Linked DNA regions of Homo sapiens: region 2 is linked to region 1. The links are chromatin loops, found by intact Hi-C in ENCODE. Cell type or tissue: dorsolateral prefrontal cortex. All regions are shown on one strand. Links, peaks and the distances in the headings refer to the core of each region. The heading gives the core; the rest is flanking DNA. Region 1 overlaps TK1 (thymidine kinase 1). Region 2 overlaps TNRC6C (trinucleotide repeat containing adaptor 6C).

What was found. Hi-C counts contacts between places; a loop is a spot of excess contacts. Peaks named below come from ENCODE experiments on the same cell type or tissue, not always from the same donor. Only the 100,000 strongest peaks of a DNase experiment are listed, where the experiment ranks them.
Region 2: it touches region 1 in a loop (2.2-fold over the local background); 13 of 110 quality-filtered maps call a loop at or near these places.

Annotation. Positions count from the first base shown.
Region 1 is chr17:78,175,250-78,178,161 of GRCh38, reverse strand. It overlaps TK1 (thymidine kinase 1), which reads left to right. Exons shown (of 7, transcript NM_003258.5): 5 at 2,544-2,633. Among named protein-coding and RNA genes, the nearest start is that of SYNGR2, 8.1 kb to the right of the region's middle. RefSeq lists enhancers at 844-1,621, 2,350-2,399, 1,622-2,400, 2,410-2,529, 2,550-2,729. In dorsolateral prefrontal cortex, for the core only: CTCF peaks have their summits at 1,219 and 1,419 (motif pointing right); a DNase peak (open chromatin) is centred at 1,441; H3K27ac peaks cover 1,921 bases.
Region 2 is chr17:78,018,299-78,021,210 of GRCh38, reverse strand. All of the region lies in intron 3 of TNRC6C (trinucleotide repeat containing adaptor 6C), which reads right to left. Among named protein-coding and RNA genes, the nearest start is that of TNRC6C, 61 kb to the right of the region's middle. In dorsolateral prefrontal cortex, for the core only: a CTCF peak has its summit at 1,628 (motif pointing left); no DNase peak of the experiment used is centred there; H3K27ac peaks cover 1,843 bases.

The sequences.
Region 1 (2,912 bases), core at 342-2,841:
CGGTGGCTCACACCTGTAATCCCAGCACTTTGGAAGGCCTAGGCGGGCGGATCACTTGAGGTCAGGAGTTTGAGACCAGCCAGGCCAACATGGTGAAACCCCATCTCTACTAAAAATACAAAAATTAGCCAAGCGTGGTGGCACACACCTGTAATTCCAGCTACTTGGGAGGCAGAGGCACAAGAATTGCTTGAACCTGGGAGGCAGAGGTTGCAGTGAGCCAAGATTATGCCACTGCACTCCAGCCTGGATGACAGAGCGAGACTCTGTCTCAAAAAAAATAGACAAAGCCAGGCGCAGTGGCTCATGCCTGTAATCCCAACACTTTGGGAGGCCGAGGTGGGTGAATCACGAGGTCAGGAGATCGAGACCATCCTGGCTAACACGGTGAAACCCCGTCTCTACTGAAAATACAAAAAAATTAGCCAGGCGTGGTGGCGGGCACCTGTAGTCTCAGCTACTCGGGAGGCTGAGGCAGGAGAGTGGCGTGAACCCAGGAGGCGGAGCTTGCAGTGAGCTGAGATCACGCCACTGCACTCCAGCCTGGGCGACAGAGCGAGACTCCGTCTCAAAAAAAAAAAAAAAATAGACCTTTTTGTGTTTTCTGTTCTACTACACAAGTAATACAGGTTGAGTATTCCTTAACCTAAATGCCTGGGACCAGAAGTGTTTCGGATTTCAGGTTTTCGAATATTTGCATGTTCATAATATAATGAGACCTTGGGAATGAGCCCCAAGTGTAAACACAAAATCCATTTATGTTTTATAGACATCTTAGGCACATAGCCTGAGAGTAATTTTATGTATTTAGTAATTTGGACGTGAGCCACAGTTTTTGACTGTGACCTGTCCCATGAGGTCAGGTGTGGAATTTTCCACTTGTGGTGGGCGCTCAAAAAGTTTCAGATTTTGGAGCCTTTCAGGTTAGAGACATGCAATCTATAATAAGTTTAATCTAGGAAAAGTTAGGGTCTGGCACAGAGGCTCACGTCTGTGATCCCAGCACTTTGGGAGGCTGAGGCAGGCAGATCACTGGAAGTGCTGGACGGGTGGGGAAGTGCCGGGTGCAAGAACCAAGCTCTTTGACTATGGACCTCAGCCTGAGGTTGGTCAAGAGGTGGAGTGAGTGGGGGCTGAGGACCTTCATCCTGAAACCCTGATGCAGGAGAGTCTGGGGTCTGCCTTCTACCCTCATGTGGCGGGTGAAGGAGCAAGGTTCTCAACTCAGGAGGGTTCTTCCCCTCTCCATTCCCACCCAGGGGACATCTCACAACAACTAGAAACAATTTTGTCGCAGCTGGGGGGTGGGAGGTGTGTTCCTGGCATCTATCTAATGGGTGGGGGCGAGGGACGCAGCCCAACACCCTACACTGCACAGGACACAGCGAGATCCGGCCTCAAATGGCAGCCATGGCAGCGTCAGCCCTCCAGGGGGCGCGCCCCTGGCGCAGGTGGTGTGCCGGCCCACAGCTCCTTGCAGGCTGGGAGCTGCATTTTCGTGACATGTCATGAGTCCTCAGAGAAAAAGAGGGAACGAGTGCATGGTGGGGAGGGGCCCTGGCGTGCTGGAGTCTCTGGGTTTCCTTCTCCAGAGACCCCTGCAGTCAGCTGAGCGCAATCAGTCACGTTGGGCTTTGCTTGGATCTCACTGGAATTTTTCGAGCCACCCCTTAGTCCTCACCTTGCTAAGCCCTCACGTCTCAATAACCTCAAACCTCAGTACCTGGGCTGAGAAAGCCTGAGTGGCCCTGGGAGAGAGACCCTGCACCCAAGGACAAGGACATCCCTGCTTCACCCAACCCAAAGGCCAGTCTGGACATATGAACTCAACCAGCTAAGAGTGATATGATTGATTGATGAGAATCACCAGAGCACTTGCCAGAGTTTCAGCTTCTCCCTGGGCCAAAGTGAAGTTTGCTTTACACAGTAAATGTGCTCTGTGCAGGTCCTGAATTTAGAAGGCTGTGCTGTGTCATCCTGCTCTGTAAATGGCCAGTAGGACCCCCGCCCCTTCTCAAGGCACATTACCCGTTTAAAACGGGGGAGGCAAGAGCACAAAGCGCCCACCTATTCACCGAAGAGCATGTATATAACTTAGGGCCTTCCATCCTTAAACAACAGGACCTTCCTTGCTCTTAAGGAAAAGGAAACAGGTTCAGAGACGTTAATTCATTGCCAAGGTCACACAGATAATGGGTCCAGCGAAGAGTGGTGTCCGAGCCCAAGGCAGCAGGCCTTTGGCCACTGCAGTGTTAAACAGCACAGCTGGTGTGGAAGTCCGGTGCTGAGTCCTGGGTACCTGGACTCGGAGGGAAGCTGGCTGCAGGGGGAAGGGGCTGCGCAGTTGTGGATGTACCTGTCGTCTGCTGGGGGGCGTGCGGGTGGACACAGTCCCCCGGCCTGGGGAGCCTCGTGGGAGAATTAAGAGTTACTCCGGGCCAAATGGCCGGAGTTGTCAGATCTGGCAGCGTCTTCGCTGGGGCTCCAGGGAGCTGCTGCTGGGGTGGAAGCTCTCACACTCTTTCTCCACGTGCCCTTTCCAGTTCCCTGACATCGTGGAGTTCTGCGAGGCCATGGCCAACGCCGGGAAGACCGTAATTGTGGCTGCACTGGATGGGACCTTCCAGAGGAAGGTAAGGCGTCTGATCCAGGTCTGGAGCTGGGATTGAGGAGGGCAAGAGGCTTCTGGATGGGCACAGAGACACCAGCTCTGGGTGACCAGGGCTCAGCCACCACAGGGTTACGGCCGAGCTGCTCAGGCCTTGGCTGAGCCAAGGGACTCCATGGTCTGTGCAGACTGCGTGCCATCTGTTGCGGCAGGTGCTTTGAATTGGCAAAGGGACAGAGCCGGGCATGGTGCTCTGGGGGTTGGGGGAAGGACTAAGGTCAGAGCAAACTCTCCTGGCTTCAGT
Region 2 (2,912 bases), core at 208-2,707, 160 kb after region 1:
TCTGACCATCATTTCTGTGCTACTGATGCCTGAGTACTGTCCCAGTGTTGCCCTCGAGCTCCAAGTCCAGCCTCCTTCTTCAGCTACCTACTGGACAGTGCTGCCTGAAGGAAGCTTTCTTTCCTACTAAACACATCCAAAAGTCAAACAAGAATTTCCTGGTCTGAGTCCAGGACTGTGTTGGTTGCCGTAGGAAGGCACTGGAGCACTTAGGTTTCTCACTTAAGTGAATCAACAATGAACTGGGGAAATAAAGAAGACACACAGAGTATTTAAAGCTTGTGCAATTGACTGGAAATCTCAGACAAGTGTAGAGGGGAAGGATGACCATGTGCTGCCCAGTACAGCAGCCACTGGCCAAGTGTGGCTATTGAGCCTTGAGGTCTAAATTGAGATGTACTTAGTATTAAAACATATACTGGATTCTAAAGACTTAGCACCAAAAAAAAGAGAAATACCTCATTAACAATTTTTCTGTTGCTTTCACATTGAAATGGCGATATTTTGGATATATCAAGTTAAACATTATTAAAAGTAATTCCGCCTGTTACTTTTTAGATGATGCAACTAGCCTATTTAAAATGATTCATGTGGCTCACATTTGTGGCTTCCATTATTTCTTTTGAATGGTGCTGGTCTAGAAATGGCATTGTATTATTGGAAAGGATAAAGTTTAAGCTAGTTTCTCAGAAACCGCTAAATAATTACCTGTTTTCATAAAGACTGAAAGTGAAACAGAGATTGAGAAACTACAAGTTGTGACAGATCACAAGCTTTTTCAGGTGGGAGAATTTCCCTTACAACTATTTACTCTACACTAAAGTACTAGCACATTATTTTACAAACAGAAAAAAATGCCACAAAGCATGTATTCAATTAATAAAAAGACCAAGGGTCCCGGAGTATAATGCAAGCATGGCACACTCAGTTTACCCACGTACTTGTTCTCACAGTGATATTTCCAGCTTGCAATGCTAATGCTATGGCTGGTAGTCTACAGGTCATCCTGGACCCTAAGAAAAGGGAAGAGAAGCCTCACTCAGCAAAGCAACAGACAGAGGAATGCGGAATTCTGACCCAGTTGAGCTGTACACCTCTGGGTCTCTTTTATATTATGCAGTGATAAACCTTCTGACTTAAGCCAGTAATTTTTGGATCTTTGAATCAAGCAGCCACTTAATAATCTGAAGGGATAAGTGGAAGATCTCAAAATCTGGATCTATTCTTGTAACACAGATAAATTAAATGGGCATTTTCTTTTTTTGTCTAGCCATAAACTCTTTTCAGATCCTCACTTATGGGTCTATTACTGTCTAAAAAACCAGGGCATCAAAGCAATCTTGACATTCCCCTTCTTCAAAAAGACCTGACTCTAGGGCCATACCTCACAGATAAGGACTCACATGGGAACCTACCCTTTTGCATATCAGCATTTTCATGCAGCAGGAGAATACAGGAAGGCAATGGGAACTTTAGTTTCTTTATGATTTTTCAACAAATCATTTGTTTTATTTAAGAAATATTAAGATAGCAACCATTTAATAACTACATATATAATTTTAAAAAACTTTCAGCAAGATGGAAATTTTGGTTACTCTTTGCCTAGTAAGCTTTTGCCTTTTGTTTTTTAAATGAGGGTGACATCTGCTGGTGAAAAGGTAGATGGTAACTCTTTATATAAGAAAGCAACAGTCTTTTAAAACAATTTTCTTTCCAAGGATTTTCTGCTTTCAGCTAAAATTTTCAGGTAGTGTTGTCATAACAGGGCCAAATAGAGAGATTCCCACATTTTGCTTTTTCTAAAATGACAGGCTACAGTATGGACACAAAGTTCAGGCTGCTGTCCCTTCAGACTTTGGAGAACTTGATTTTGAAAGAGCTCCTTTTCAGACTTTTCTACTACATTGTCATCTCTAAGATACCAAGACAGAAGGAACTTGCCTTGCTGACCCAGCCTCGTTAGCCTCCAGTCTACCCTTGCTAGGGTCTGAGCCTTTTCAAGTCCTGGCTGCAACCCCATTCTCTCTGCTTCTTTCCTAGCCATTTTAGTTGGCTTGAGTCTCATCATGCTCAGTCACTTCAATATCGTCATCTGTAACAGCCGAGGCCCCCGACCTTCCTTCCTTTCACTATGCTTGCTATCCATACTTCTGTATCATCCCAACCTTCAGTCATTTCCAGACCGCCTGACACTGCCACATGTAGTCTCAGAAACAGCAATGAGCTCTGTTACCTACTAACACTAGCATAAGCACCTGCTGCCACCAAGAATTCCTCTTACTAACCTAACATGGACTGCCAAAACCCCCCTCTTGTAACTGCTTAAAACTTTTCCTGCACTCTGGAATCCTGATGCCATCCAGCTTCTCTCAATCTATGGCCTGGATTTCTAGTTTATAGAGACAGTACTCACTCATTCAATAAATACAGAGGTTTTCTACAGCTCAGCCTCCTCTAGGCTGGGGCTGTATCAAGGAACAAAAGAGAGATCCCTGGCCCTGTGGAGCTCACATCTTAGTAGAGAAAAAGGATCAATAATAAACTTGATGTGTAAGTAAGATACATGGTTCACCAGGTGTAAAGTGCTGCAAAAAAAGGAAAGCACGGTAAATAAGGGCTCAAACTCGTTGTTTTCCCATGCAATCTGCCTACCATTTGCTCCACCCCCCCAAACATGTCAATATCCCCACCTATCCTCTCCTTATTTAGAAAATATTTAATGGGTTCCTATTCTGTGCCAGGCACTGTGAATACTGAGTATTATATAAAAAAACATGGTTCCGGCTGGGCATGGTGGCTCACGCCTATAATCCCAGCACTTTGGGAGGCCGAGGCGGGGCGGATCACGAGGTCAGGAGTTCGAGACCAGCCTGGCCAATATGGTGAAACCCCATCTCCACTCAAAAAAATAC